Linked DNA regions of Mus musculus: all the other regions are linked to region 1. The links are chromatin loops, found by intact Hi-C in ENCODE. Cell type or tissue: heart. All regions are shown on one strand. Links, peaks and the distances in the headings refer to the core of each region. The heading gives the core; the rest is flanking DNA. Region 1 holds the start of Gm13375 (predicted gene 13375). Region 2 holds the start of Enkur (enkurin, TRPC channel interacting protein). Region 3 overlaps Enkur (enkurin, TRPC channel interacting protein). Region 4 has its middle 68 kb from the start of Gm13375. Region 5 overlaps Arhgap21 (Rho GTPase activating protein 21). Region 6 has its middle 49 kb from the start of Gm13375. Region 7 has its middle 33 kb from the start of Gm52501.

What was found. Hi-C counts contacts between places; a loop is a spot of excess contacts. Peaks named below come from ENCODE experiments on the same cell type or tissue, not always from the same donor. Only the 100,000 strongest peaks of a DNase experiment are listed, where the experiment ranks them.
Region 2: it touches region 1 in a loop (4-fold over the local background); 13 of 42 quality-filtered maps call a loop at or near these places.
Region 3: a loop joins it to region 1, with 8 times the contacts of the local background. A loop is called at or near these places in 16 of 42 quality-filtered maps.
Region 4: a loop joins it to region 1, with 2.1 times the contacts of the local background. A loop is called at or near these places in 9 of 42 quality-filtered maps.
Region 5: a loop joins it to region 1, with 4 times the contacts of the local background. A loop is called at or near these places in 21 of 42 quality-filtered maps.
Region 6: it touches region 1 in a loop (2.0-fold over the local background); 2 of 42 quality-filtered maps call a loop at or near these places.
Region 7: it touches region 1 in a loop (2.5-fold over the local background); 3 of 42 quality-filtered maps call a loop at or near these places.

The regions. Positions count from the first base shown.
Region 1 is chr2:20,967,883-20,972,216 of GRCm38, forward strand. Gm13375 (predicted gene 13375) reads left to right here and starts at 992. Exons shown (of 2, transcript NR_033225.1): 1 at 992-1,501; 2 at 1,592-2,466. It also overlaps a transcript of Arhgap21 not described here. In heart, for the core only: a CTCF peak has its summit at 3,949 (motif pointing right); DNase peaks (open chromatin) are centred at 789, 1,099, 1,789 and 3,959; H3K4me3 peaks cover 2,061 bases; H3K27ac peaks cover 2,083 bases.
Region 2 is chr2:21,204,311-21,208,644 of GRCm38, forward strand. It overlaps Enkur (enkurin, TRPC channel interacting protein), which reads right to left and starts at 1,055. Exons shown (of 5, transcript NM_027728.2): 1 at 762-1,055. The coding sequence starts at 838. It overlaps Thnsl1 (threonine synthase-like 1 (bacterial)), which reads left to right and starts at 1,414. Exons shown (of 3, transcript NM_177588.2): 1 at 1,414-1,535. In heart, for the core only: a CTCF peak has its summit at 1,723; DNase peaks (open chromatin) are centred at 811 and 1,441; H3K4me3 peaks cover 1,704 bases; H3K27ac peaks cover 1,518 bases.
Region 3 is chr2:21,185,367-21,189,700 of GRCm38, forward strand. It overlaps Enkur (enkurin, TRPC channel interacting protein), which reads right to left. Exons shown (of 5, transcript NM_027728.2): 4 at 3,801-3,947. Among named protein-coding and RNA genes, the nearest start is that of Enkur, 18 kb to the right of the region's middle. In heart, for the core only: CTCF peaks have their summits at 2,405 (motif pointing left) and 3,464; no DNase peak of the experiment used is centred there.
Region 4 is chr2:21,034,790-21,039,123 of GRCm38, forward strand. No RefSeq gene overlaps it. Among named protein-coding and RNA genes, the nearest start is that of Gm13375, 68 kb to the left of the region's middle. In heart, for the core only: no CTCF peak of the experiment used is centred there; DNase peaks (open chromatin) are centred at 2,522 and 3,032; H3K4me3 peaks cover 201 bases; H3K27ac peaks cover 27 bases.
Region 5 is chr2:20,907,551-20,911,884 of GRCm38, forward strand. All of the region lies in intron 3 of Arhgap21 (Rho GTPase activating protein 21), which reads right to left. Among named protein-coding and RNA genes, the nearest start is that of Arhgap21, 58 kb to the right of the region's middle. In heart, for the core only: no CTCF peak of the experiment used is centred there; a DNase peak (open chromatin) is centred at 2,081; H3K27ac peaks cover 1,517 bases.
Region 6 is chr2:21,015,827-21,020,160 of GRCm38, forward strand. No RefSeq gene overlaps it. Among named protein-coding and RNA genes, the nearest start is that of Gm13375, 49 kb to the left of the region's middle. In heart, for the core only: no CTCF peak of the experiment used is centred there; no DNase peak of the experiment used is centred there.
Region 7 is chr2:21,259,739-21,264,072 of GRCm38, forward strand. No RefSeq gene overlaps it. Among named protein-coding and RNA genes, the nearest start is that of Gm52501, 33 kb to the left of the region's middle. In heart, for the core only: a CTCF peak has its summit at 2,080 (motif pointing left); a DNase peak (open chromatin) is centred at 2,073.

The sequences.
Region 1 (4,334 bases), core at 265-4,264:
CTGAAGGTCGGTTAGAGAAAGAGAACGAGACCTCAGAACTGCCCCGGTGGCTATGTCAAACACGCCTGGCTGCTATGAAGCCTTCGAGAAGGGGGGAGAAAAAATCCCGATTCAAGTGCTGCATTTCCTGGGCAACGCCGAGGCAGTGGGCTCATTCTGCAGCACCCGGACACCTACTCTTAAGCGAAGTTTTCTCCGCACCGGGTTAGACTCGCAGACGCCCTACAACTCCCCAACAAACAAACAAAAAGCCAGCTCGGACCAGGGCGGGCGTGGGCTCGGCGGCGTCTGTGGCGGCGGCCGCCCGGGCCGCGGGTGACTCCGGCCGGCCGTGGCAGCCTGCCCTGCGCCCCGGCCCGCGCCCCCAAGGAGACGGCTGTTTTCCTTGGCCCGCGGCGGGGATGGGTGGGGAGGCGTGCGGCCGCGGGTGGGACGCGGCGCCGCTCCCGCTCCCGCTCCGGATCCCTAGCATGCTTCGGAAGAGCCGCGGCCCCGGCAACTCTCAGCTCCCGGCTACGGCCCCCCACCCCCGAGCCCGGCTCGCCCTCCCCGCCGGCCACCTGAAGCAGAGGGGAAAGCGACGAGCAAACCACCCACCTACCACTATTTCCTCCGCCCCTTCCTGAGGCGGGTCGCCGGCGCGGGCTCCCGGGAAGCGCGGCCGGGGCGCGTGCGGGAAGCAAGGGCTCCGCTCGGCAGCTCGGCCCGCGGCGGGGCGCGCTAGGCCGCGGCTCGGTTAATATTCATGAGGCGCCGCCCCTCCTCCGCAGCCCGCCGGACCCCGGCGCCCGCCGCTCGCCTTTGTGCCCCGGCCTCCCTCGCTGCACACACGCGGGCGCGGCCTCCGCGGGCCCGCGCTTCAGCCCCAGGCGGTGAGAGGAGCGGCCACGCAACGGAGAACGCGGGTTAAGGGTCGGCTCCCAGGCAGCGCCGCGACCTGCCCCGGCCAGCCTCGGGCTCTGGGCGCCGCGGGAGGGCGTGGGGCGGGGCGGCGGCCGCCGCACTCAAGCCTGGCCGGGCCGGCCGGGGCCCCACGCTCCCGCGCCCGCGATCGCCGAGCGCGAGACTGGCCGGGCCGGCGGGCGCGCGAGCTGCTTCCCGGGGGCGGACTGCTCGCGCCTTCCTTCTGGATCCACCTCCTTCTACCCCACCTCCTTCCCCTCCCCTCCCGGGGGACGCTCCGGGGCGAGGAGTTTTCGGTCTGCAGTCACCCGGCCCCGGGAGCCAAGCTAGAGGAGGAAGACGGGCCGGGACAGGGGTGGTGCTCGCCAGGCCCCCTACAACCTGGGCACCCGCTAGCTCTTTCGTCCCCGCACCCCGACGCTGGGCACACAACTCCGGCTGCTTCCCGAGCGCCGCTCCGGGAGCGAGCACATCCCTGCAGCTGTCTGCCGGACAGGTCTTGGGGGACGGCGGCCCCTTTTTTGCAGCGGGTGGGGCGAGAAGCTACGGGATGTGGAGCTTCCAGATAAGGGAGTGTCCCTGCCCGCCGCACTGCAAGGTAGCTTCCTGCGGTAAGCAGGGACTGGGTGGTGGCGGTTACGAGTCATTCAGAATTTTTTTCTTGTTTTTTTTTTTTTAAAACCTGCAGGGCGGCTGAGCGATTAGGCGCGGCTAGCGGAACCGAGCGGCGGTGGCTGGGCTTTCCCCACGCTCCCGTCACTAGTTAAGCCGCCAGCCCCGTGGCAGCCGCTCCACAGCCCACTCCCGGGCCTGGGCTCTGACCCGAACGGCTGGCTCCGCCCTGTTGCACCTCATAACATCTCCCGCTGCAAACCGTCCAATCCGGTGACGCTACGACAGTATGCGACCCAATCAAGGGCTACCGCTCAAGCCTTCTACCCCGCCCCTCAGCCTCCCCTTCCCACTCCATCTCGGGAGGTGGCTCACCAGCTCTGATCCCTAGAGGAGCCTCTAGCTCTGGGGATAGTGCTTGGCACCTCTTCACCACCCCACCCCTGTCCTCTCCCCGTCTTATGCACACCCCCCCTCCAGGTCTCTGCCCTGCTGATGCTGTTGAGGGTCCTTTCGATCCTCATTGACAGCTTTTGTGTCTGCCACCATCCTGAGAGAACAGAACAAAAACCAAGATGCTGTGGAACGTGTTACCTTTTTCATCTTTGCTACAATTGCCTTCTAAAGACTCCTCCTCCTTTCCACACCCATCGCCTAGGGTCCTGTTTCTTGTGGAGGTTTTTGAAAGAGCACTCAGGAGCTGATAAAGAAGAAACTGAACCTCACTTTATTGTTCCTTACAGTGAAAGAGGGCAGACAGAATTTACAACCAAATCCAGGCAGAATTTACCACCAGAACCTGACATTTAGAGGAGAGAAATTAACTAGATCTTTTTTTTTTTTTTTTTTTTTTTTTTTGCAGTAGCCATGAAATATGTAAGGTGTGACTGCCCCTAACCAAATTAACCAATAGCCAGGGTGATAAATAATAAATAAATGAAAACAGAGCCTACTACTGTATATTTGTGATTTACTGAGTAGCAGCATGCAGGTCGATGGCAGATCTAGGTATACCCTGCCGTTGGGTAAAGCAGCAAAAACTGAATAGAAATATAACATTCAAACAGTTTATCCCTGGTGGGCTTAGGGAAAAGTTCACATCCACCACTGACAGATGCAAATGTGTGTGCATGGCATAACTGAGTGCCTAACAGCTGAGCATATCTACAAGGTTTTGATCTTACAAATGTTGGTTTGGGGAGAAGGTTTCCTTTTGGTACTGGAGAAGAAAAAGTTGCCAGTAAAAGGAAATAAAAGTCATTATGGAATTATGGGTAAGTAACAAAATCTACAGATGCAACATTTCAGTCAAAGGAAGTACCATGTGAGAACCAAGATTCTATCTAGGGCCTGGAGAGATGATATGTGGCTCAGCAGTTGAAACAGTTCCTGGGATGCACACCAGCCAGCTCACAAACACCTGTAACTAAAGTTCCAGGAATACCCAACACCTCTGGTTTCTGAGGGTACTTGTATTCACTGCACATAAGCACACACACACACTTAAAGTCTTTTTAAAAATACTACCATCTATCTTCCTCATTTTCCATGTAATGGGGCAAATGTTTACTTGTTTGTAAGTACTAGAGCTGATCAGGACCAATGGCAGCCAGCATCTCTTTAGCTCCGTCTCCTGGTGGGTACTACTCAGAGTTTTATGTACATCTTAATGAGATTGTATTGTGGAGGCAGGAGTCGAGCCCAGAATCCATTCTTTGATATACAGCTACTTCAAACATTCTTTTCAATTATAATAACCATATTACCCAGCATTTAACTATGTGCCTATAGATTTGTGGTCAATAAGTAAGAATTTAATCCTATTTGTAGGACAGGTATGGTCATAGTGTCCCAAAATCATGGGAATGCTTCTCATAACTTTATGAGCTATGTCATGAGTGTCTTATGGGTATCAGACTCTGTGAATGGAGAAGACTACATGACTACGATTTGGAAAATATGCTTCTGGCCTGCCCACTAGAATCTATAAATGTAACAGTACATTTCATATTTTGTTGGGCTGTGAACATCAGGTGAAATCACAGCTAGTTAGGGACTCTGAAAATATAAAAACATTATATTGGTTACTAAGATATTAAAGTATCACATTGCTGTGTATTAACTATGAAACTATTAGTTTGCTTCCTCGCAGAACTTTATTTACTCTTTCATTGACACTTACTAGGAACACATTAGCAGTGAAAACTTAGGACTATTCCTGTCTGAAGATAAATGAGCAATAGCAATCTCTAAATAATGATTCATCTCCCATTTAGATTCCTTCTGTGTAGACCAAAAGGCACAGTCACTCTCAGGTCATCTGGAAAGTGGCAACAAACAGCCAGTCACTCACTGCCCACAGACCAATAGAGTAAGGGGTACAGGATGCAAGCCCTGGCATTCCCAGCTGCCCATCCTGGGGTTTCACTCATTAACACCTCCACCAGAGGGAGGACAAGTGAAAGGAAAATGAGCCAAGCACTCAGTCATGTGTCTACTCTTAAAAGCTCTCCTGAGAAGTTGGTGAAACAATGTTTAGGGGTCATGGTAACTGAGGAAATTTTGCTCTAAACTATGTATGGGCTTCATGAACTTCATGATTGATCCCTGGACACTTGTTTACTCCAGGTCTCTTGGCTCAGTGATAACCAACAGTAACTCTAGTTCTATTTACTTGGAAGGCTGATCTTTTCCTCCCCAGTGCATGTCTAATGTGTGATATCCTATCATCTAACTTGAAATAAGTACATCACTAGATGAACAACTACAAAGCCATCTCATAAACTATAATTCTTGCAGTGCAAGCAAGACATTTTTAA
Region 2 (4,334 bases), core at 152-4,151, 240 kb after region 1:
TGCTGGTTCTTTTAAAGTGGCTGTGACTTTCTTAAGTCAAAAGACAAAGGTAAATAACAGAAATCACCAACTCCTAGGAGGCATGGGACTGCCCTCTTCTCTCAGACTTCAATACAGTTTACAAAATACCTATATGGCCAAGTATCTGGGACATTTATTTTGAAGTTTCCTTTTTCAGATTTGGAGATTTTCAGAAATATAACAAACACATAAGAATTTCCTTCAGTTATATATTTTGGAATTTCCATCCATCCAACTGTACCCCTTTCATTAAACCACAAGATCTGTAAAAATCCTAGACATACTCTCTAGTCCATCATTTTTGTTAAACCAATTGAAATACTGAGGCCTAGAAACAAATGAGAATTCAATTTAGACACAAATTACGGGAGGCAAAAGAGTGCCTAAGTCAAATACAACATTGAGTTCCTAAATTAAACATCAGATTTCCTAAAACGGACGGATAAAACAGATTTTTCCCCCTCTTTTCAACGACATGGAATTTCACATTATACACAGCACCTAAAACCAAATTAATAATTGCATATTAGTGGGGGGCTATGATCATAAAATGGACGTCTGACAACACTAGCTCACTTTTTTTTTTTCTCTGTGAAATATGAAACGCTATTTAGATTTGTCCACCTGGTCTTAAGAAGTTGCGACCCAAGATTAAATGTAAAAGTCAGCCCCGTAAGTCTTTAAAAGAGGTCAACGATCTTCCTCTGGGCTGAAGTCATCGCTTTTGCTTACCCACATACCTAGGATGCTGGGGCGGCTCCTTCAAGTCACTGGGTATGAGGTTATAAATACTCTCGGAAGTGCAGGGTGAGTCCATGGCCACCAAGGAATTCCTTAACAAGTACTCAGCTTTTTGGCTCACTTTCCCACTGTCTCAACTCCTTCTCTCACCGCCTTTTTCTTTTCTTACTTTCTTATCAAAGAACTAAAATTTCTCTTTCGTGTAATTTCCCTTTGACCCTTTCGTAACAGTCCCTTTTTCAGGAAGAAAATAATTCTGCTCCGAGTCTGTTTAGCGTTGTTGACCACGTGGTTGCTAAGGAAACAGTTGCTAGGAGACGGGGCAACCTGGCTTTTATCTGATTCCTTTTTTGTAACCTCTTCTGTCTGAGAAAAACGTAAGGAAAAAGACGTTCCTGCGTCTTTGGAAAAGACGACATGAAAACATTGTCCCCCCCCCCCGCACCCAAACATTTTGTGGTTTTCCTCGGTACATCTGGAAAGAAAAATTCTACAATAGGGAGCAGGACAGACACGCACGCGTCACATAATAGTTTCCAACATTCAGGCCGCGCCCCTGCGGAGGTGGAGCGATCGACGGGGAAGGGGAGGAGCCTCGGGGTAATGGGCGGGGCGTCTGGGTTACGTGGTTGGCCTAGTGGCGCAGCGCGCAGTCAGCGCAGGCGCAGAAGCAGCAGCTTGGGGCGGGCTTGCCGGCTGAGGTTGCCAGGCGGTGCCGAAGGCGCTTCCCTTTCTCCCTTTCTCTCTTTCCTCTTCTTTGGGTGGTTTTCTTGGTGAGTTAATGGAGGAGGAATGGAAAGCCAGCGAGAGTTGTTACCCTAGCATCCCCCCTTCCGTCGTGCCCCATCAGGCCTCTCTTTGCCATCCACCTGTCGCACCGGACCCTGCGGCGGGCCCTGCGGTGCTCTGTCTCCACGGTGCGTGCGCGAGCGCTACCCGGCGCCAGGAGGACCAGCCTTTGGAAGAGGGCCTCGAATTTTGCCCAGGTTTCAGCCCTTGACTCCCTTTTTGACATGTTTTTGTTTTTTTCCTCTCCGAGAAGTGCTTATATTTCGTTTGAGCTGTTTGATCTCCCGTTCATGCATATGCACTTGTGATTGCACTCTCATTTGAAAGCCTTCACCCAGTCACATCCTTTGGCCCTGGGATTTGGGAGGAAATTTCGTGGGTCTAAATCCACTTGGCAGTTGCCCTGCCAGGGAAGTCAGGTGCATCAGTTCTTCAATTCTCACTGCCTGGTGGCTGGGTTAAATGGCCTGGTGGCTTAGTGAACTTTTCAGTCCTCACTTGGAAGGCCTCGCTCAATGCAAGTCGTGATTGGAGGCTTCTGCTAAATTTTATTCGATAAGAATAAAGAAACAATTTAGTTTCCCGTTTTTCGGTTTGATAGAATTTATCTATTTTTTTTCTGGGCAGCCCACGGTTCAGATGAATAATCTTTTGGGGTGGGGTGATGTGTTTCCTTATTTCACAGCAGATTGGGTTTCTTTAAAAACATTCCATAGATTAAGGGGTGGATAGGGAGCACCAATTTTTGCTTTTGAAAAAAAATGATTTCTCTGCTGCTTTTTACTTAACATGTAAAGAGAAAAACTTCCTTGTTGGATATATGCTCCTGTGCATGTTAACTGTTGAATCGTGAATTCATAGAATGTAAACAGTATTAACCAACTTGATAGCCATTAGCCAAGGCATATACCTTCCTGACCTCAGGATAGAACCCAAGGATTCAGGTATTTGAGGCCAGTAGTCGGAACCAGGTTGACAACCCAAGGCATGTTCTAATTAGAAGCAGCTGATACGTGAAAAGGGGTGTAAGAATGCAGCTTTCACTAAAGGGGAACGACATAAAGTTAGCAGACATTATTCATGGATTCTGTATGTCAGTGTCTCATTTGTTCAAGTTTATTCATAATTCTTCAATACTTAGCCACACATTATTAGTAATTTATGGACGTAGGCATGGCAGTGAAAATTTGGAAGCGTGGTATGTGATGTTTCCAGCTGAAGTGAGGCCAGCTGTGTTTTGTCTTGTGTGGGGTTTCAGTAACATATATCCTTTCTATATTCTGCAAAACATGCCACATGCTTTGCATTCTTATGGTTTCAGTGGCCACTTAAAGTGATCCCTAAACTGAGTACTCAGGTAGTAGTCCAAAGTATGACGAGACTGGTGTGTATACAGAGAAAGCAGGTATGTTAAGATGAGCTTCATTCAGGAATGAGTTAAGAGTGCTGCTGGCTTCATTCCTATTAATTAATGAGCAGCATATATATGTGTATATATATTAATATATTCATTGGAAAAAGTATTGTGACTAAAGGCTCATGGGAACCCAACCCAGCGTCTCACTTAGGAATTCATAGTGGCCACGCTCACCAGTTCATGGGTGGTGGGAGTGACCCTAACTACATAAACTACATAACTACATAAAGGAGAATACAGTGAAGACTCGGATTACAGGTAAACGGGCAGCAGTGGAGGATTAGTCCATCTTCTTCTGTCTTTTAATTAGCTCAACTAAGACTTGGCCAGAGAGGCTCCAAAGTTATTTTTATGGCTGAATATTACAAAACAAACTTTAGTATGTAGTTTAAGACAGAATTGGAAGGATATTCTTTTATTTGCCATTTGTCATCGCACTTGCCTGCCTTTTGCTAGTCTAATGAGCCCATTTACTGTGAAATTGTATGGATGCAGAATTTATAAGTTGAATTTATAAGTTTACTTAGACCTGCCAGTATTGTTTAGAAAGAGGAAATGAGGTAAATTTTGAAGTGAGACCATGGGGTGGTAGGCCCGAGGAAGACTGGAGAAAGTAAGGAAAGTTAATATGTGTAGTGTTTGCCTTTCCACTGTCTGCTCTTTATGGAATGGATATTAAGTAACCTGTGTAAAATGTTGAATCAAACATGAAATATTCATTGTCTATGAAGACAATAAGAACAAACCAGCTACTCAGCTACTCAGGTAGTCCACCATGTCTTGTGTGTGTGTGCGTGCATTGTGAGTTGTTTAATGCATGTGTGTACCTAAGAGTGTGTGTTCCTATGCATGTGCAGAAACAGAGGATTAATTATGTTGTTTTGAGGTGTCCATAAAAGCAGGTAGTGCTGCTGGGCAGTGGTGGTGCACACCTTTAATTCTAGCACTTGGGAGGCAGAGGCAGGCGATTTCTGAGTTCCAGGCCAGCCTGGTCTAGAGAGTGAGTTCCAGGATAGCCAGGGCTACACAGAGAAACCCTGTCTCGAAAGAAAAAAAAAAAAAGTAGGTAATGCTAACACACACTACCAAAGTACAATTTTGTGAATTGCTGAGTGATTTAAATTAAATGTTTTCACTAGGCTTTGCTTGGCTTCAGAGAGTGTATCAGACTGCATGGCAAACTGGTTTTCTTTGAAATTTATACATGATATCCTTGGTCTTATCTCTGGATAATTTGATTCTGTCTGTAGATTATTTGATATCTATCATTGACTGGAAATTACTAATATTAATATTTGTGGGACCGTGGGTGTGGGGGAAAGAGGGGAGTGGGAGAAAACCCGCATCCTGCCAGAGTTCCATTGCT
Region 3 (4,334 bases), core at 227-4,226, 220 kb after region 1:
ATGGGAGAGGCCAGTGGGGGAGGAGAACAAACTGGAGCAGAGTATATAGCCACATAGCATGAAGCACATCACGATTCCCATCACTCTGTATGCCAACTGTAAACACTGGTAACAAACAGAGGAGGAAATCAAAAGGACAAGAGATCAGTAAGAGGGGGAGAGACATGTGAAGACCATGAAGGGTTGGTATGATCAAAGCACAGCAAGTGCATTTATGAAAATGTTGCAATGATTTCCAGTGATTTGTATCACTATTTTGCTAAGCAAAACCAACCAACCAACCAACCAAAACAAAACAAAAGAACCAAAAAACCAAACCAAACCAACCAACCAACCAAACAAACAAACAAAAAGGATTGGAAGTATCTTATCTTATAAAATAATGAGGTCACAGTAAGTAGAATAAGAACTTCTTTGTGGGGAACAAAGAAGTCTCAGTGATTTACTTCTGTGTTTAGGTAAAGCAATGAGAAGCTAGGCTATGCTAAATAAGACACACTGGTTGGCTGGAGCAATGGGCCAGGTGACTTCTTTGAGTCAGACTGAAGCAACGATCTGAGATGCTGAAAGGTAGAAGCTGAAATCACTATACTTTAACTCTCTCAAGAGGGAGTCAGGTCAGAGACGCTTTTAATAGCACATGACATGGGTCCTGAAGAGAAGCCCTCAAAGAGACTCTGCTTCCCCCTGCTCCTTCATTATAGAACCTGAACATGTCTCCACAGTGCACCACAGGGCCACCTACTGCAGAGAGAAAATGTATACATTTATACACTTTCAAATATCAAAGGGGTTTCAAGCGAGTTGGGGAATATTTTCATATTACTTGCAGTCCCAGAAGCACATCTTTGCCCCCGTGGGCTTCTTTTTGATGGGTAGTTTGCTTTTAACTTCTAGAATGTACAATACTGTCAGGATCAAAGTCAACAACTAAGGATGGAAACTCAATATAATTTTGTATCATGTTGACGCAACCCCTTTGTTGTTTTTAAACCCTTTTTTGTCGTTGTTTACAAAAATGGTCTTTTATCCATTGGAGCAATAGAAATTTGTCTTTTTAACTTTTTTCATTTTTGTTTCTCTTGTTTTTGTACTCAAATAATATTATTTGTGATGTAAATTTTCAAATAGTGAGCTATGACCCATAAAAATTGCCTTTCACTTTCTGTGTTTGGCTCCTTGGCTCCCACACACTCTCTACCTTCCTGCCCTGCCTTGTGACACAGCTAGAATGGACTTCCTGCTTTTTGTCCTTCTGTCCTCTGAGTTTGAAGGCGCTCTGGAGGGAGGGAAGAGAGATTGTGCCTCTACCTCTTGCATCTACATTCCTGAACACACTTTCAGGTGTCCTGTACTGTGAGGTCTTTCCAGCTCATTATGTACTGAGAACACTGACGGTCCTTTTCCCCCCACCGCACAGCAGTCCTTATGTCTATAAATGTTGCTGTATTTCCCTCTCCCTGGTCTTGGAGGTCTCAGGGCCTTGCTGGTTCCCTTCAATGAACTTCACTTCTCTTTACCATTCCTTCCAAAACTCCCCTCAGAACCCCAGCTGAGTCCGTGTTCTGTTTCTCCACTGGAGCCCAGAACTCATACAACTTCCCTTTTACCCAACTTGCCTGTAGTAGGAAAAACAGCAGCCCAGGGTTTGTTAGGTGTGACTTTAGTCCTGACTCACCAACTTAATGATATGTGGCCAAAGGCAAGTGTACCAGTTCACTAGAGTAAGGACTGTGCTTATTTTGTGTGTTAGGCTCTTGACAATAAACACATAGATGTCCACATATTAAGGAAGGGATAAACACACAGGTGAACTGCTTATTATATTTGCATTTAATCTCCTCATCTATAGAGTGAGGTGTTTGGAATCAGGTGCAAAGGGACTGTTACTTGTGTGAAGAAGGAGCTCAGGGCACATGTGCAACCATTGTACCATAGAACTCTGCAGTTCTGAGTTGAGTGGGAAGCAAGGCTCGTCAGTAGGGCCACCATTAGCCTTATAACCGGGTAGCTATGCACTGGCTGGAAAGTAAGGCATTCCATGAAGGGTTTACTATGTTGCCAGTGAAGCATCAAATGGAAGTCCTGGGGTGACCTGAAGAGGAAGGCAAAGAATGTTTCTCCACTATGGCCAAAAGGCACAGGAGCCTTTGCACTCTGAGGAAGGCCTTCCTGTTCCTGTTTTCCACCCTCATGCAGTCCTGCAGGCATGATGATCTGGCCTTTGCAGAGGGATGCGCTTCCTGAAGACAAGTAATAATTGAAAAATAATGGGCTACGAGCCTTTTCCTCCACCAAATGATCTATAATTCTGCATTTCCTGCCTGCCGTGACTACCCCCTCCCTGTATATTTTCAAAACTCCATCATGTCGCCTCCAGAGAGAAGCCCTAGCTCTAGAGCTCCCCCTGCTGTCTAGGTGCTTCTTACTCTGCAGCTCCACGCAACAGCAAGATCTTTCGGTGCTGACAACTACCTTGGGCTTTTCTTAAGCTTGAGATCCACACACCTACAACACACACACACACACACACACACTCACAATTCCTGTCTATCTGGTGCATTTTAGAGATCGTGTCTCACTAATCCAATTAAAGCACTTTCTGTAGCAAAACTTGGATCTCATACCATTTGCGGTATCTTCATGGCTCAGGCTAATATTGTGTAGAGAATGGACATTTAATAAATCTTTATTTGTGCTTATGATTTCATCCTTTAAATGTTAAGTATCATAATTGCATATGGCCCATTTTCAACAGCTACTAATAAGATAAAGTTTGCTTTTTATGTTATGTGTGTGTGCGTGTTTGTGTGTGTTTGTGTGTGTAGTATTTATAATTAAGGGTATGTGGGTGCTATGATGCCTGGGGAGAGGTCAGAGGACAATGGCAGGTATTGGTCCTTACCTACCTTATTTGAGATAGGGTCTCCTCTATATGCCAGACTAATTGGCCCATGAGCTTCCAGGGACTTTCCTGTCAATCAATGCCTTCCATGTTCACATAGGGGCCCTATGCACAAACAAAACATGTACTACCACATTCCATGTTTTATGTGCCACAATCATCAGACAAGCTCGTTACTACTGAGGTATCTCCCCAAATGAATTCTCTTGTTTTATGAAGTCATTGGATACTGTCTTATAGAAAGCTTTCAAAATATATGTAAAAAGAATCATTATGCCACTTCTTTAAGGGTCAGCGTGGTGGCAGAAGAGGACAAGCAGGTGCTTAGTAACTGCTCTGTGTAAATGACAGTGTCACGCCCTGCTCATCTCTTGATGCCTCACACTTCAGATAGACCTCTTCCATTAAACTACAACAACGATATGTCAAATGGCCCATTTATTCAAAATAGAGGAACCATATGTGAAACCTAATATCCATTCACGCAATAACCTGGGTAGCTGAGTTACTAGAATGGAAAAGATACAGCTTGGAGACAGCTTCAATTATTCTAGAGCTCCATCTAGTGAAAAATAGCTCCGTTATGAGTACTTTAAAAAATAAATTTAGTGAATGGAAGTAACTATTTTCTCACTCTTTTAAAATACCAGTTTGTTGTAGGAGAAAGTGGGCTTCCTTACAACCTAAATGCACCAAATTGGAAACAAAATATTTTATGAATCTCTGTATTATGGCTTGCTTTTATTTTTTCCTTTCCCTTTTCAAAGAGTAAGCTTTACTGAGCACTTTTGCTAGAGCCCAAAGAGACTGCTTTGAGACAGTGGAAGCCCCGGCTTCAGTAGCAGGGCTGGGGGGTGGACGAAGAGTTAGAGAGGCCTGAAGCCCACAGGCTCACCTGCAGAACTGCCTCCCTTTCTTCGTCAGAGAGTCTCTTCATGGCCGCTTTCTTGAGGTTCTCCTGGATGTAATTGTCATACTCTTCTTGTGCTTTCTTCACATCCTCATTTCGCTTGCATATGTACTCAGGCGTGATGCCATAATCCTGCGAGGATTTCCAGAGAAAAAAAGCCAATCAGTTTCCTGTGAGCAGTCTTCTGTGTGTGAGCAGAGCAACTGGGAATTAGAGAACAAGAAAGCTTATTGTTTTCAATATTCAAGAAAAAAACAAACAAAAATGACCCAATAAACAAAAACTAGGCAAATTGGCAAAATCCAGCCATTACACATACACACTTACATGCACATACATGCACATGAGCGCACACATACGCCACTTCCAAAACGTAGAGCTAGTTCATTCTGATCTCTTAAAATAAGATGCTGGACCAGAAAGTTGGCTCACTGAGTAAAGGTACTTGCCACCAAGTCTTACAATCTGAATTCAATCTCCTGAACTCACAGGATGGAAGCAGAGAACTGACTTCTATAA
Region 4 (4,334 bases), core at 148-4,147, 67 kb after region 1:
GCTAAGAGCCAGCTTCTTCGGTGCTGCTTTTGGGATCGTCTAGAACAGATCTTACTCACTCTCACTTGGACTCTGCCTTAAACACCCACACAGCAGCGATGGATGCCAGCGCAGGAGGGAAGAGCAGGGAAGCTGCGCTCCCCTCCCCAGGACGCTCGCTCTTCCTAGTTTCACTTTACAGGTGGGCTTCCCCTCCCCTTTTTTGAAAACCAAGAAGACATACTTCTCCAGATGAGGGAGGACATGCACTAGTTGCTGTTTTCAATGGATTTTTAAAGAAACACGCTGCTCCTGCCCGAAAACTGGGAATTTATAAAAATCCCATCACACCTAGACAGGGAGAATTGTTTGATCTTGATGAAATCCAGCAGTGGAAGAAGAGGGTCATATGTGGGTTTTTTCGGTTGCCCTGAGCCAAGAGGTTTCCAGTCATTTCTCACCGCTGTGGAGAAATGTAAAGCAAAATAAACTTAAGGGGTTAAAATCCTTTCTGAGGAAATATTTATTTATAATCCTGATAGCAAACACATACCAAAATTTATCATCTTAAGCATTTTCAGTGTATACAGTGTACAACCAGAATTCTAGAATTTTTTTATTGGCAGAAATGAAACTCCATAGCCAATAAACAGCCAGTCTCTGACAAATAACCATTCTCTCTGTTTTCTATGGCTTTGCTTATATCTCATAGACATTTAGATGCCTTGTAGGAGCAGAATCACATAATATTTGTATTTTCTGTGAATAGCTTCTTTCATTTGGTTTATTTTCTTCATGGTTAATTTATGTTGCAGCCTGCAACAGTCTCCCCCACTGCCCTTTCAGGCTGTTCTCACACTCCCTATGTAGCCAAGAACAACTTGAATGTCTAATCTTCCTTTCTCCACCCCTTGTGCCAGAATTACTGGTGTGTGCCATCATTTCCCATTTATGAGTTACTGGGGAACCAAACTCAGGGCCTCATGCATGCTGGGCAAACAGTCAGCCAATGGAGCAACATCCCCATCTCTTGTTGTTGAATATGCATATGTATATGAATCCTATATTTTGTTTACTTATTCATCCATCGATGCCCTTGACAGGTGATTGGGTTGTTTGTATTTCTTAGAACATTTGCTGCTATGAATATGGGTGTTCTAGGAAATGGTAATTTCTTAAGCTGAGGTACTGTGTTGCCCAGGGAAGAATGAGCACAACTTAGATCTTGCCTGGAGGAGAGGTGCTCAAGACACTTTCTGGAATCACTGACACGTCAAACTATGCCAAGACCTCAAAGAATGTTGGCAACATCTTCAGTGTGTTTGCCCGCTTCCTTCAAAACCAAACAAATTATTTTAAACAAGATCACTTTCCTTTTTGGACTTGTTGACAGTGGTTAGTATTTAATGAAGTACGCTGAAATAAATACTACAAAGGATATAGAAACAGGATATTGATCAAAGACTTCTAAACCACCATGTTTGGCCCATCCATTTATTAGTAAGCCAGACTAGTTCCATGGAAAGATAATTTTAAAGTACTTTTTGTGGAACATATGATTTATAACAGTACTAACTTATGAACATCCTTAATAGGATGTTAACATCGTCATATTACAAAGTCATTTTGATCTTTTTAAGTACCTTGAACCAATTATCACTCCATTGTTAAACCAGGTTCATTACCAATTTTTTTTTAACTCCTGGGCTTCCCCGTGTACCCATCTCTACCCCCTGAATATGCAAATGAAAACTTGTGGGGAATGGTGGCTGCACTTGGTGCTCTTTCTCTTCTGCCTGGAGTAATAATGGTAGAAAGGTTTACATTTACAAATGTATTCCTTCCCAGCAGCAAGCTTGCTCTCCCTGTTGCTATTGCAAAGAATAAAGAGAGCCGAGACTAAACCACGAATGTAAGACAACCCAGAAGGTTATTAGGACCCTCCATCAGCATGAATATTATGCATATTTTATTCCTGTCTGCAGAACTGTGAGACAGAAAGGGTGAGAAACACATGTAGGCAGAGCAGTTTACCTAGAGATGCATTTTGGAAAACATAAATCTTATCTTTTTATAGTAGTTATCAGAGACCACAAAGATCTCTTAATAGAAATTTCTCTATAAGAAATAGGATTCTAAATCAGGTATATAAACTGTAATCCCAGCTCCTAGGAGACTGAGGCAGAAGTATGGTTATAAATCTGAAGCCAGCCTGAGCTACAGTGTGAGATTCTGTCCCAAGAACACAACCCAACCAAAGCCAACAAAAAGGACACTGCATTCCCCACTGACATGTAAGACACAAGAATTTTATGTCTTTGAATTCAATGTCCAATTATCTCTGGTTTTCATTTTTCTTAAGATCAGATCAACTCTGAGCAGATTAATATCACAGATTCAGGAACCGATCACTGCAAAAGTTTATGTGCAAAATTTGACCAAGTTTCTGCATGTGTTCATCCTTACTGGGAGAATGAAAATCTCTTGAGTACACAAAGAGAGCAGCCACTCAGAGGGAAACGGAAGGCTGCCAAGTGCAGAGGCGCTGTCCAGAAAAACCACTGATTGTAAAGAACACTCTCTCTCCTCTCTCTCCTTATATAAGCGACCAGATGTTGTTGAACTGAAGTGTTTTAAAAAGCTCATGAGTCATAGAGAACAGAGGCCTCTGAGCAGGGCTTAGCAGAATTAGCTGAAGCACGCTGTGATTTGCGTGATGAGCAACTCCTAAGTGACAAGTCGATTCTGTACCAAACGATTGAAGAATTCTGCGTTATAAATGCACATGATATTGAAAGCAAATGCTGGGTTAGTGAAGGAGAACTCTGTAAACACTGTGTAATCAACAAACAAACAACTAAATCAGGCCCAATCCAGATCTAATACCCTGGAAGGCATTTTGATTGTATTTTATGCGTGTATAGGTATCAGAGTTTATTTCTGTCCAGGTGGGGAAGACAGATGACGGGAGTGTGAGGCAGCTGGCCAGTCACCTTTCCTACACATCCAGGAAGTCAAGAGCCACAAATGTTCTACTTGGCTTGCTTCCTTCTTCACATTCAGCCCAGGGCCCTTGGGGAGGGAATTATGTCATCCACATTCTCACAGACCACCTCACAGACAAGCCCAGGGTTTTATCTCCTAGGAAGTCCTAACTTCATCCAAGTTTGACGAACTAGGTTAATTACCACAGTGGATATCTCCATGCATATTTTAAAAATAAGAAAAAACTGCCTTTGACCTTTGTCCATTCAAAAACCTTGATAGTTTACGATAGTTGAAAGGACATCAGGAGATCTAGACTTACAGTTTTCAAAAAGTGCAGCTGCAGTCTGGTCCACATGGGAAAGAGGTGGAGATATAATTCAGAAATGCAACATATTAGAAAGAAAGGTGTCTAAGCTCATGGTAACTTGGTGGCTCAATGTCAAATGTTCAGGTTCCACTAAGGCTACCTTTTAAAGGAAGAGCAGTTGTCTGTAAATGACAGCAGAGTCATGAGTCTCTGTGATTCACGTACAAGGCCCTGCCAAAGGTTCCAAGCAGCGTCCGCACCTTCCATGAGCCACAGGGCCTGCTGGATTGTATGGAAGCCTCCACAGTTGCCTGGACCTGTAATAGAGCCTTCTATTCCACGTTCCGCTAAAAACTAGTAGCTTTCAGAGTCATTTGGCATATGGCTGGAGGAAAACACCAGGATGAGGAACGTGCTCCACCCATGATCCAAAGAGGCCCACTAGCCGTTGTGCTTCCTTCCTGGTGGTGAGAAGGGGAGGTGAGACAACTTATTCTTCATTAGAAAGGATATCTCTGCATGCCTCACATTGCCTAGAAATTTTACTGTGAAGCCCTTGAATTTCCGTTGGATTTATTTCCCATTCTTTGATGCAAATCTCATATTTACATATTTTACATATAATCACTGTGCTGAGTAGTTTTATGTTAATTTGGCATAAGCTAAAGTCATCGGAGAGGAGGGAACTTTAATTAAGAAAACCTCCATAAAATCTGGCTATTGGCAAGCCTGAAGAGCATTTTCTTAAATAGTGATGGATGGGGGAGAACCCAGGCCATTATAGGTGGTGCCAGCCCTGGGTTGGTGGTCCTGGGTGCTGTAAGAAAGCAGGCTAGGGCAAAGCGGGTTAAGCAGCATTCCTCCCTGGTCTCTGTATAGGATCCTGCCTCCAGGTCCTGTCCTGGGTGAGGTTCTGCCCTTGCTGCTTTTGATGATGAATTGTTACATGGAACTGTGAGAGAAACAAACCCTTGAAACAAGGTGGGAGTTGAAGACTGGTTTCCAAAGTTGTGCTGACTCCTACATACAGGTGTCTGCATTCACACACAAATTCATGCAC
Region 5 (4,334 bases), core at 111-4,110, 60 kb before region 1:
CTTTCAAACTTTCAAGAGTGGATTCCATGAGTTAAGCTCTGAGAGGCCATAGCTACCTCTTGCCAATTACTTAAAGGACATCACCTGAATCCCTAGAGAGCTGTGCAGAGGAGTAAGGACCCCAGAAGAGCACTGTTACCACCAATCGTGGCCATCCACCTCTACTTCTTAAAATATGCTTGAGACTAAGACACCCATGGTTGTTCCACTAAGCAGCACCAAAAAATAACAGAAAATATGCAACTAATTAATCTGGTTAAACTAAAAACAACCTAGTTAAATACACATCTTATAGGACTTAGCTAAGGGCTCCACAGAGCTAAGTCAGAAAAGCTGCATTTGAAAAGCAATGTAAATATGCCCCTGACTCTCTACCGCCAAGTATCTGGCTATTACTGACTTGCCTAGAAAAAATACTTGCAATACAATTTCAGGCCAATATTTTAGTTACATTATTCTGGAAAAAATGTGATTTTCAAAAATGAATGGAAATAGATCAAAAATCGACTCCATTTTCTCAGCTTTGTAAACTTTTTTTTTAATCACTAAACATGCATTTCACTGAAGCACACTCATTCTCCTAACACAGTGACTAAGATACATCTACACTGAATGAGTAACTGGTCCAATTAACTACTTCCTGGATGATTTAGAAGCACCATGAGAGAGGAGGCAGAAAGAAAGCATGAAGGTTGGACCTTATATAGAAAGGTAAGCTCATGAACGTGAGTCTCACCACGATTTCCCAGACAAACAGCAGCCCTAAGTCCAAGCGCTTTGGCTGTGGAGGCTCACACTACCGTGCTGTTGCCAAGTCACACTGGTGCAGCTAGTGTCAAAGACCCCTTCCTTTGCATCTGGCCTGTCCTGGGTCTCACCACTGTTAGAACACTCTAGTAAGAGCTATAGAGGCATGAAGTCAGAGATAACAGAATCACAAAGATCACTACTGAGACAGTTGACACAACTACCAGGTTCCCCTTGCCACATGCTAGAAAACTAGAAACTCAATGGAGCTAACATTGGGAGGGGAACTACAGCAGCAGCCAGCTGTGTACTCGTGATTGTGAGTGTTTACTCCAGAAGTTTAAAGGGTGTCAATATGGTATCAACTGTCCAAAACAGCTGCTCTCTCCAAAATATTCTGCCTTTATGGTCTTTTCTTATATTGCATCACTGTAATAAAAAAATGTAAAATAATTTCCTAAAATACAAAAATAAAAATATAAAAGCTGGGGAAGTTTATTATTAGAAAATTTCATGCCAAAAGAGATTTTACTAAATTGGCACAAGAAGCACTATCAGTCAGAGCCTTTAATTGATTTACAGAATGCTGTTGTTACATGCTACTGAATTAAAATAGTAAATAAACCACAAGATGTCTCTGATGAGGGTGCGCTTGAAAAACTCATCTATAAATAGTTATTCAGGAGCAGGGAGTTTTTTGATACAAAATATGATCCAATAAACAACTAGTTTAGCTAAAATAATATTACTATGCTTAGGCTAAAGGGGCTTTGTGGAGCAGCCTGTGACCACACTTGGGATGAAACATACAAGCTCAGGCAGGCAGGGCACTGGGAACTCCTCAAGCCCAGGGGACTTTCAGGTCTATAGCAAAACAGCTACTCAGAATGTCGCAGTGAGTAAAGCTTGCTTCTAGGAAGTATTTAAGACTTCCTCACCTTTATCTTTAGGTGCTCACAAATGTGAGACAAACTTCTTTGATCCTACCTTTCTCCCTGCACGCTCCTCAAGGTCAGTTGCAAAACACTCTAGAGATTTACCTTGGCCTTGGTCCTCAATGCTAGAACATCATTTTAAAGGCAGAAAGACTTTTGAAACAAAATTGAAGAAATGAGGAAGAATACTTAAAAGTAAGTCAACAGGCATAAGTTTAAAAACAAAACTATGAACTTGGAGAGTACTGGACATAACTGATTTGAACGTCCAGCTCTTCACTCAGTAGTCATGTGACCTGAGTGAGTTATTTTAGCTGTTTTTATCTACAAAAGAGGGCTATTACCTCATCCTTGGGGTGAACAGAGCCCGACACACGCGCTCGTGTCTGGTCTGGATTAATGTCAAGTGCATGCTCGTGCTGAATCCCCCTCCTCCCCAGCCTCATGTGTGTCCCCTGTGGAACAGATCAACTTCTGCAGGTGCTCTCAGACCTTCCCATGGTCCTCTAAGAGACAAAAGGTCCATGCTGTGGGCACTTTCTAAGTTACTCGAATACACAGGACATTCAGGGCCTCTTGCCTACCTGTGAAATACTAGCAGCATCACTGTAGTTAACAAACTTGGCCAGAGGCACTCACTCCAGTGTGCCTGAGGCACAGTTGGAGAAACCCTTTAAGGAATGATCCTGGGGATGTACATTCACTGAAAAAAAAATAGCCTTTTGGAGCAACACTGTTAAAGCTACTGTTGACTGCATTCTCTTTGTTTTCTAGGACAGAGACATATAAAGACAAACTGATCTCGGCATTCAGCGACAACCAGATGGCATTTTTTTACAGATGGGGTATAGCCCTAACTATTCCTATCCTTACTTGATTCTCTGGCTACTGGAAAGCTCAAAAGCAAAATTCAGCTTGTTGTGACAATGGGGTGAGAGCCGCAGCACAAACATTTACACTTTATCTTTTGGCAGTCCAATTAATATTTTTACCCTAAACATTTACCCCCAAACACAAGAATTTTATGTTTTGATCATATTCCCCCTCCTCAGACTCTTCCCAAAACCACTCCCCCATTCCTACCCATCTAACTTCAGATCTTTTTAATTCATTACTATATAACTCATTACTATTCCTCTCCAAGTTTCTTTCTCTAAAACCTGGACCCTCAAAGAGTTTAAATTTATTCTTCTCATTCAAAGCATATAACTCCATCCAATCAGTTCAACAAGCTATGGTGGCTGCATAACCATCCACATGGAGCTCTACTTGTTAGGCATGCATTCTTCCCTGTGATAGGCATGGATGGCATCCTTGCTGTGTGCACTCAGCATCTGCCTTGGGAATGATGAGAAGATGACAGAGAACTCAGATGCCCTTTCCTCAGGCTGGTGCTTTTCCTGCAGGCTGCCTCTGCTTCTATCACACCAGAAGCATTTGGAATCCATCCTAAACCTTGGTGTGTACCAGATGGCAACAAGAGTGGTCCATCTTGCACAGGTGACATCTATGATATGTGTTACCTGACCTACACCCTCAGATTATCGTGAACAGTACTCAAAAAAATTATTTCCTTCTTACGTCAACTGAAAACGTGACAATTCTAAGACCCTCCAGACCATTGAGGCTACTGGACTATCCGTGGAATAGATACAAATGAAATTATTCAAAAAAAAATATTGTACTATTGGTACACATAAATACATTTTTTTTAAAATCAGACAAAAAACACAAAAAGAATACTCTGTGTTGTTTTGCTTGACAAGAAATTCCAGAAAATGCAAAATTCTGAACTGACAAGAAGCTTGTGAGTGATTGTCCAGAGCCAAATGAGTTATAAAAGAATATACAGGAACTTTCCAAAATGATGGAATGCTTATTTTAATATCATATCTTGATGAGAATGGAAGATTCACAGGTTATACAAATTACTATTATGTTATATGATGTTATATTTAAAACTATTGCAAATGTGACTAATTACTGATTAAACTTGAACTGGTGGTGAGAAAACATCTGCTAAAACTATGTGGATGGTGGTCCTACAGGACAAAAATCTAGCAGATTCTGAACAATGTTAAGGTCACAAGACACAAAAAGAACAAAAAGGAGAGATGAAGGTGCGGATTTTAAGGAAGTATCCTAACTGAATGCAAAGCAGGACAGTAAGACAACAGTAACAACAGCAGCAAACCTCAACAAACCCAACAGAACTAGTGGACCCTCAGTGAGTGAACCACTGTAGCTAATCCACTAACACCCTATCAGCGGCAACTTCCTAGTTGTGTGCATTGTATCACAGTTATGTATACGTTTTAGAAGAAAGCACCAAATCCCCTGGAGTTAGAAACACCAAGTACAGTTCTAAGCCACTGGATGTGGGTCCCAACTCAGGTTTTCCAGACGAACAGTAACTACTTTTAACTAGTGGGCCATCTCTCCAACATCAGAAATAAATGTTTTTATGAATTTATTTTTCTCCCCCTCCCCCCCCCACCGAGACAGGGTTTCTCTGTATAGTCCTGGATGTCCTGGAACTCACTCTGCAGATCAGGCTGGCCTCAAACTCAGAAATCCACCTGCCTCTCTGCCTCCCGAGATTAAAGGCATGTGCCACCTCTGCCCGGCTGATTTATTTTATTATAATATAAA
Region 6 (4,334 bases), core at 117-4,116, 48 kb after region 1:
TGACTCATATGGCCATCTATACAAATAGCTCATCTTCTCCAGCTGAAACTCTACAGCCAGTAAACAGTGTCCCTGCTCTGCCAGGGCCCTGACCCAAGGTAAACGTCACTGTCTTTTCATCTCTGGATAATATGTAAGTGGAGTCATTTAATGTTAGTCATTTTGTGACTAGCTCATCTCACTTTCTATAACATCTTGAAGCATAATTCCTGTTGTGGCATGTGTCCGAAGTTCCATGCATTGACACAACAATACTCCATTGTGTGTGCAGCCACAAGCTGTTCATCTATTCCTCCATTAGTGGAGACCTGGGGACCTTCCACCCCGCTAGGGAATATTGTTCTTTCTCATAACATGGATGCACACATGCTCATTCAACTCCCTACTTAGAGTTTGGGGTGTGTGTTGGGGGGCTTATACAAAGAAGTGGGGTTGTTGGGTGGCTGAATCTGAAAGCCAGGCTTCTCTGCTGATCTTTAAGTGCAGGAGAGTAGGAAAAAATAATGGGCATTCACTGAGCCCTGGAACTGAGGACACACCCGGAGCAGGAAGCTGCGAGAACAAGATCCAAGTTCAGAGAAGGAATCTGCAGTGGCATTCTGACCCTAGGCTTCTGAAATACTGAATATTGGGAAGCTTTTGGTCTGTGTGCGTCTGCCGACTCAGACCTTTATCCCCACATCTGTACTGTGCTCTACGCTAGAGATTATTGAGACACATACTAGATCATAACTAGATCCTACTAGATCCTAAGCCCTGTAGGCAGGGGCTCTGCTTCAAGTACCTTAGTTGTTCCAATAACACCTAGTACTGTCTCTGGAGAATAGCTTGCAGTCAATATATATTTGCTAAACCAAGGAACCCAACATAAAACATTAGAGAAACAGATCCGCTTACTCATTTCCTGGAGTTCTTCGGGGAAGGCATCATTCTCGTGGACTTACATGTATTAATAGTAGCTACATAATCAGAGGAAGTAATAATATAATTGTGAAAAATAAAACGGAACATCTGAAGCAGGGGAAACTGTGGGCCTGCTGTAATGGCCTCTGGTTTAGGTGCTGAGGGAAGTCTAGAAAGAGTTTCAGAGTAACGTTAGCAAAAGAATAAGGTTCGGAAAGCTGTCTGGCAAGAAGCTGGTGAATGAGCTGCCATCGAGATTGGAGAAAAGACCATGAAGGCAAAGGCAAATGTTTGAACGGCATTCTTAAGGAAAAGGAAGGTGGCTTGATTTTCCTCTAATGATAGGCCCAGGACAAAGGGCTAAAGGACAAAGAGGCAAGATTCTCTCTGAGAGAACTGTTAGGCTTAGAAATGTGAGCTGTCCAAGAACACAGCGGCCAGTGACTGAGTGGTTTCTGTCTGTGCACAGCACAAAGGGAAATGCAGACCAGATCCCAGAGAGCCTTAGCTTCACCACCACCATCGTTCTGTTGCTCTGTTACTTCCAAGATTCCTAGTAGTTTCCTTCCTTCCTTCCTTCCTTCCTTCCTTCCTTCCTTCCTTCCTTCCTTCCTCCCTCCCTCCCTCCCTCCCTCCCGCCCTTCTCTCTCTCTCTCTCTTCCCTCCCTCTTTCTTTCTTTCTTTCTTTCTTTCTTTCTTTCTTTCTTTCTTCCTTCCTTCCTTCCTTCCTTCCTTCCTTCCTTCCTTTCTTTTCTTTTCTTTTTTTTTTTTTTTTTTTTTTTTAAAGTTCCATTTACATTTAGTCTCAGGGATACAACATCCTCTTAGTCTTCTGAGGGTATTAACCCAAGACTCTCAAAAAACAAACAATCAAAACCAGACAAAACCCCTCTGGTCAGTCTTTGGGTATTAGCCTTTCTCAGATGATTGACCATACTCAGCGGTGAGCCCAAGCTCATGCTGGAGTTTGCCTGCAGCCTGCCTGCGATAGCTTTATCTGCTTCTCAGCCCTCGAGAGCAGTGTTGAGTCCAGCTTGTCCAGAATATGACAGCAACCTCTTGGGTATGAGGAGTCTCCAGTTTTCTGGATAGTTCTAAGGCGCCCATCTTAATTTGCTTCCTATCACTGCAACAATTTTCCTGGCCAAAAGCAACTCGGGAAGGAAAAAGGCTTGTTGGTTTACAGGTTCCAGCTCATCATCGGGGGAAGCCAAGGAGGAAATCAAGGCAGGAACCTGGAGGGAGGATGTGAAGCAGAGGCCATGGCAGAATCTCTGCTGGCTGCCTTTCTCCTCATGGCTTACTCAGTTTGATTTCTTATACTACCCAGGACCTGCCCAGGAATGACATTGTCCACAGTGGGCTGGCCTTTTGCACATAAATCATCAATTAAGAAAATTCCCCACAGTTTGTCTACAGACCAATCTGAAGGGGGCATGTTTTCATTTGGGGTTCCCTATACTTAAATGACTCCAGATTGTGTAAAGTGGACAAAAACTTCAGAACAGAACATTTTTCTGAATTTTACAGTCTGACGCCCTGAGGACAACCAGCTCTGGTAAGTAGAGGTCAGTGGCTACCCCATGCGATGTTCTTCATGTACTTTGGAAACCACTAGCGCCCCCCCCCCCAGTTTTTTGTTGGTTCGCTTCTTGTTCTCACTGCCACCCCTGATTGTGGTTGGAGCTTCAGAGCAATCTAGATTGGATTTCTCCCCTCTACAATAGCCCTTTGCTGTTTGCTAAATGAGAGAACTGTAAACTTGTAGATCTGATCTCTTTACCAATGGAATAGATTGTTTGAAAACTCTGTGTTTTTTTGTTTTGTTTTGTTTTGTTTTTTCCCAAAACAGCTTCCTTTATTGATCCAATCCTGCCTAAATTCTCTTCTTGGGGATTTCTTCCTGACCCACAGAACATGCCTTGCTGTTCTCCAGCTATGCTATAAGGTTATCATTTAAAACACACGGTCTCTTCTTCTGCCAATTTTAGGCATCTGTGCCCTGTTAACTATCCTAATCTAATCTCCTGTCTCTTCTAATTCTAACTGTCATAATTCTGTGAGTGCAGAGAGAATGCAAACAGAAAATACAGCCCTTATTAAATGAGCTCATTTAAAAGCCATGATTTTTTTTTCTGTTACAGCACAGAGATGAAATCCAAGATCATTCACAATATCAGTATTGTCCACCATGTACCAAGCTTTGCCAAAATTTGGAATACACATAGCATATACACCATTGCAATATAACTGTTATATGCACGGATATAATGCTATTATATGTAGTTTATACATATAAACTCTCCAAATCACTATGATTGTCTCTTTAATTCTCTACCAAATTGCCATGTAATTATTTCAGTAACAAAGCCAATAATAGCCTATTGGTCATCTTCCTCTTCCTTGGATGTTAGTTTTTCCATTTTTGTATAATGATCTTTGCATGTGTTGCAGACACAACATCAGGGAGTCCTGGATGCCTGAGAGATTAAACTAGTTTTCTTTCTTTTTTTTTTTTAAGATTTATTTATTTATTATATGTAAGTACACTGTAGTTGTCTTCAGACACGCCAGAAGAGGGAGTCAGATCTTGTTACAGATGGTTGTAAGCCACCATGTGGTTGCTGGGATTTGAACTCCGGACCTTTGGAAGAGCAGTCGGGTGCTCTTACCCACTGGAGCCATCTCACCAGCCCTAAACTAGTTTTCATTCTTCCAAAAATACCTCTCCAGTGTACTTTTACAAATCTAATACTATTTCGAAGATGCTTTTGTAAAAGATTTATCTTATTTTTATTTGTATGTGAGCACATAACATGAATTTATGGCTACCTGTGGGGTCCAGGAGGGAGCATTGGATCCTCTGGCGCTGGAGTCTCAGGCATTTGTCTGTCTGTCTGTCTCCCCACCAGAAGAAGATGTTGGATCCCATTGCAGATGGTTGTGAGCCACCATGTGGTTGCTGGGAATTGAACTCAGGGCCTCTGGAAGAACAGTCAATGCTTTTAACCACTCTCCAGCCCTCACACACAAAGTCTTTCTAAGAAAGGAATAATCCAGGTATTCAGGAGGCTGAAGAAGAAGGGTGGCTCCACCCAGGAGTTCCTGGCCAGCAATAAAGTAAGATGCTGTCATGCCAAAAAGAACGTTAAAGTTAAGAAAGCAGAAAAAAAAAATTCCCAGCATTAATTCTGTTCATAAGACCCACCTATTCCAACATACTTTCCTGTGGCATTTTCCTCTGTAATTTAATTAACATAAATTTTGAGACAAAGTACCAGTCTATAGTACAGGCTGGTTTTCAACTCACGAGCATCTTGCCTCTACCTCTAGAGAGCTGCAATTGCAGATGCGTATACCGTGAGTGGCTCTTTCTTCTAAGTTTTACCTTCTTGGAGAGCTGGCGATGAACCCATGGACTCACTGGTATG
Region 7 (4,334 bases), core at 253-4,252, 290 kb after region 1:
TGTCTGCGGGGAGTTGCAACCATTCTCCTTAAATTAAATAAAAACACCCTCCAAGTCCTCAGACGCACATCTTACCTAGTTCCTCTACTGCTTGCCTTAGCTCAATGAGGGACAGTCTCCTCCAGATTTTCTTTCAATCACACACAAATGCTTGCCTCCTCCACTTTACAGATGCCACCCATATATTTTAAAATATAAGTGTTTTCCTGGATACATAAAACACATCCACTCGCTGACTCTGGCAAATGCCCAAATGAATTTTATGCAGTAAAGAACACGATTTATGAGTTAATTAAAATTATTTGGGTCATTTATAATCACTGTGAATTGAACTGAGCAGAATAAAAATAAAACTTGCCAAAATGGTAACTGTTTCTCTCTGCCTCACAAAATGGTAACTGTTTCTCTCTGCCTTGCAAAGCCCCCTAGCAAAGGTTTCAGTGCTCGCTTTCTAATCGGCCTGGAATCCAAGGGCTTGTTCTTGGCAGGCAGTGTAGTCTGGAGGGTTGTCATCTGCTCCTGTCTCCCTGATAAGTTTTCATTATGGAGAGCGGTGCCTGGCTGGGCACTGCACAGGGAGCTAGGTGAGGTGAGCATGCATTAGCTTCGCCATCCCCCTCCACACACTCCTCACCCTTCCTGCTAGAGCACTTCCTTAGTAACCATCCTTTGTTCTCACTGGTTACAATCTCCTTTATACTCATTCACACAAAAGGAGCACCTTCTTTTTTCCCTAAAAGTAGTTTATTCCAGGTTTTGATTATAAAATGAGTATGTATTTTAACGTAAAAAATTAAGAAAGACGAGGAAAGTTCAGCTCTTAGCAATAGCTCAGAGTTTGAGCCTTTGCTTTTTTTTTTTTAAGATGATTTTATTTTATGTATATTAGTACTTTGCCTAAAAGCATGTGTGTTCATGACCTGTGTGCCTGGTCTCCTAGTAGGCCAGAAGACAGGTTCAGTGAACTACCTTGTGGATGCTGGGCACTGAACCTGGTCCCTCTGGAAAAGCAGCCAGTGCTCCTGGAGACATGTCCTAGCCATATCTGCAGTCCCATAGAGCTTTACTAAAAAAAAAAAAAAAAAAAAAAAAAAAAAAAACCAAAAAACCTAATGAAGATCAGCCAGCTATAGTGATGCAGAGGGAGGAGGCTGCTGAGTTTCCATCAGCTTGGACTACACAGTAAGATCCTGTTTCAAAAAAACAAAAGTGATCTAGCTCAACTTGATCATTAGTTTTCCAATGTGCTAGTTTTCATTTAGTGTTTAATTTTGAAAATTAATTATCATTGTGTGTATGCGTGTGTGCGGGTCCAGTGTCACAGTGTATATGTGGAGATCGGAGGACAGCTTGGTCCTCGCCTACTGTTGGATTTGGGAATTGAACTCAGATCATCAGACTTGTGTGGCAAATGATTTTACTAGTTGAAAAGAGCTTTAGTAGCTGACCCAGCGAGTCATCTGAATCACCATTAGATTGTGATGATAAAGGATTCCTCATAACACATCCGGGAGTGTCGTCAGAGCTTATTCACTGTTTCCTTGGTAGGGAGCATCTGGTCTCCCTCTAGTAGTTAATGCCAAGTGAACACCTCTTCATGTACCCATGGGGCATGCTGATAGAGGATAACCCAAGAGGTGTCTCTGTTACATTAACTGAGGGAACTGGCTACATATAGCAGATACAGTTTTGAAAGGCAAAGGAGCTTTTGCTTCGTTCCCTTGTTTAAACCTTCAGTGTGGCCAAAGCCAGGCAGCAGGTGAGACAGATGCTGCAGGCCTGTCCTCAAATTGTCAGTCAGGTGAGATAGGAGCCTAGGGGAAAGCTGGCATGTTTGCTTTGTAAACTTCCTGACTTCTCTCTATACCACTTCAAATGCAAGACTGGCCCTACTGGGTGTACAGATTTGGTGTCCCTAACTGTGTAATGTGAACGCACAGAGGCCCTTCAGTGACTATTGAAGAGAGGGATCAATCTAGAAATTGAGCAGTCTCCAAAGACATGAAGTGAAACTTCTTCCACTATGTAGGGAAGCCTGACTGCTGTGGAAGTTCAGGTCCCTGTCTCCCTCTAGCGGTTGATCTGCACACTGGACCAGCAGGATGGCTGCCCTGCACAGACCAGAAGCCAAGATCAGTGGTGTCCTTAAATGCCCTTTGAAAATAATAGGAGCCGTGTTTTTGAAAGTGTCTTCCTCACTTCACAGAAGTTTCTGTCTTAAGCAGGCCATCTGTGTCTGCTTCTGCCACCAGGCATCAGTCAAGATTTTCTCCTTCAGGGAAGCACCTCAACTTCTTTTTAAAAATGAATTCAATAACCCACAGTGGGGGTTGTGGTGTGCGAGCTCACGTGTGTGTGTGTGTGTGTGTGTGTGTGTGTGTGTGTGTGTGTGTGTGTGTGTGTGTGAGAATAAAATAGCCATGGAGTTGACAATGCTCACATAAACTATGGAGGAACACACAAACATACTCTCACACATGCACATACATCACACACATGCTAAAAATTGTTTTCGCTTTTCATAAAATTGAAAGCATTAGGAAAACAATAAAAACCTGAAGAGATTTTAGGCTTCACTAGCAAGCCAGCTGCTTGCTTCAGGCTATGTCCAAAGTCTGTGTGAGAGTCTTTTCTCATAGTTTAGTCAATTGCCTCAGTTAGCCACAGCACCCTATATCTTTTATTGCCTTTTATTGAGTTCTTCATGTGCTTGCCATGTCTATAGCCAGGTGAGCAGCTTGGCTAAATGGAGGACCATCTATCTCCTCCCTGGCCTGGCCTGGCCTCCCTCCCACCCACTTCCTTCCCACCCACCTTTCCCCTCCCTATCTGTACTTCCTTCCCACTTCCTTTCTTCCCTTCTATCTGCCTATGTCCCGCCTTTCTAACTCCCTCCTTCTTATCTAAGGCAAACAATTGGAAAAACTGGCACAGATTTTCATATGTGTCTCCTTAGAGGACCTAATCCACTGACTTGTAACTTGGATTCCAGTCCTAGGCATGCAAACGAAGCAGCCGCTTCTTAGAAGAAAGACAGCTTCCTCTCCGCTGCTGCCATTGTGGCCATTGTGCTTGGCTTGTAATTTACAGCAAGTGCCAAACATAAAGTGAGAAACACTTTCCTTTTTGTCACTCTTGGTTCACCTGTCCAGTAAATGTTCTATTGCAGTTCCAACCACCTCCCTCACACCCACCTCGTTGGGATGAAAGCTGGCTATCCCAGCTTCTCAGTCTGTACTTGGCTAAGAACAGGCCATCTTTCAGGACTTAATGTGCAGCTGCAATGAGAGGGGGACAAATACATCCACCTCACCAGAATTACAATGAGGCGGTGCATCCAGGCTGTATGTCAACTGATGTCACGGTGGGCAAGGAAGGCGGTGACCTGTATGAGTGGTGTTTGTACTTCAGTCCAGAAACCATTGCCCACCCCCTTTTTTGGAGGAGAGCTCTTTATGGACTTGCAGGCAAAGTGCTGGAGGAAAGGAATTCAAAGGATGCTGTTAGCAAAGCTGAGGGGTGGGGGTTATTCTAAGAGGTCAAACTATGCAATATGCACTCGCCTCCCAAGACTTAGTCCTGAGGTCCCGAGGCTCTGGAGAGATGGGCAGTTAGGAGCTGGAGGGCTTTGCATGAGAGGCATTGAGGAAGCTACTTCCTCAGTGTGCTGGCTCCTGCTCTAGCTGGTGTTGAACAACTAAGGAAAAGGGAAGGGAAAAGGGAGGTGAAATCCAGGGTGGGCTGGCACTCACTGATTTTCACTAGGTGATCTGCATTTTATTTAAAACTTTCTGGCTTCAATGGGAGGGGATGTGCCTAGTCCTTTGGTGACCTGATGAGCCAGGTACCCAAAGGGTGCTTTGTCCTTCTCAGAGGAGAACGGGAGGGGGAGGATGGCGAGGGACCGTGTAAGGGGGCTCTTGGAGGAGATGAGGCCTTGATCAGGATGGAAAGTGAATAAATAAACAAATAAATGAGAGAGACAGAAAAAAGACTTGCCGGTTTTCAGTCCTGGTGGAAGGATGTGTGGGCTCTTCTTGAAATGCAGCAGGGAACTACTGTATTAGCCCACCCTGTGTAGAAGAAAACTATAGTAGGTTTTGAACAAATTGATGAGTAAAAGTTGAGTCAGTCAAAGGTCAGAACTACCCCTTGCCTCCTTAGGTGCAAATATTGAACACCGAAGCCGTCGGACCACATAGTTTTAATTTTGCATTGTCATTCCCGTCTTAGCCTCTTGACGTCCCTTAAGTCTGGGTAGGGAAGGGAAAAATGCTTGTCTTTGCTTTAAGCCCCAGTTTACCTTTTAAAAGTTTTGATGAAAAAGAAGCTAA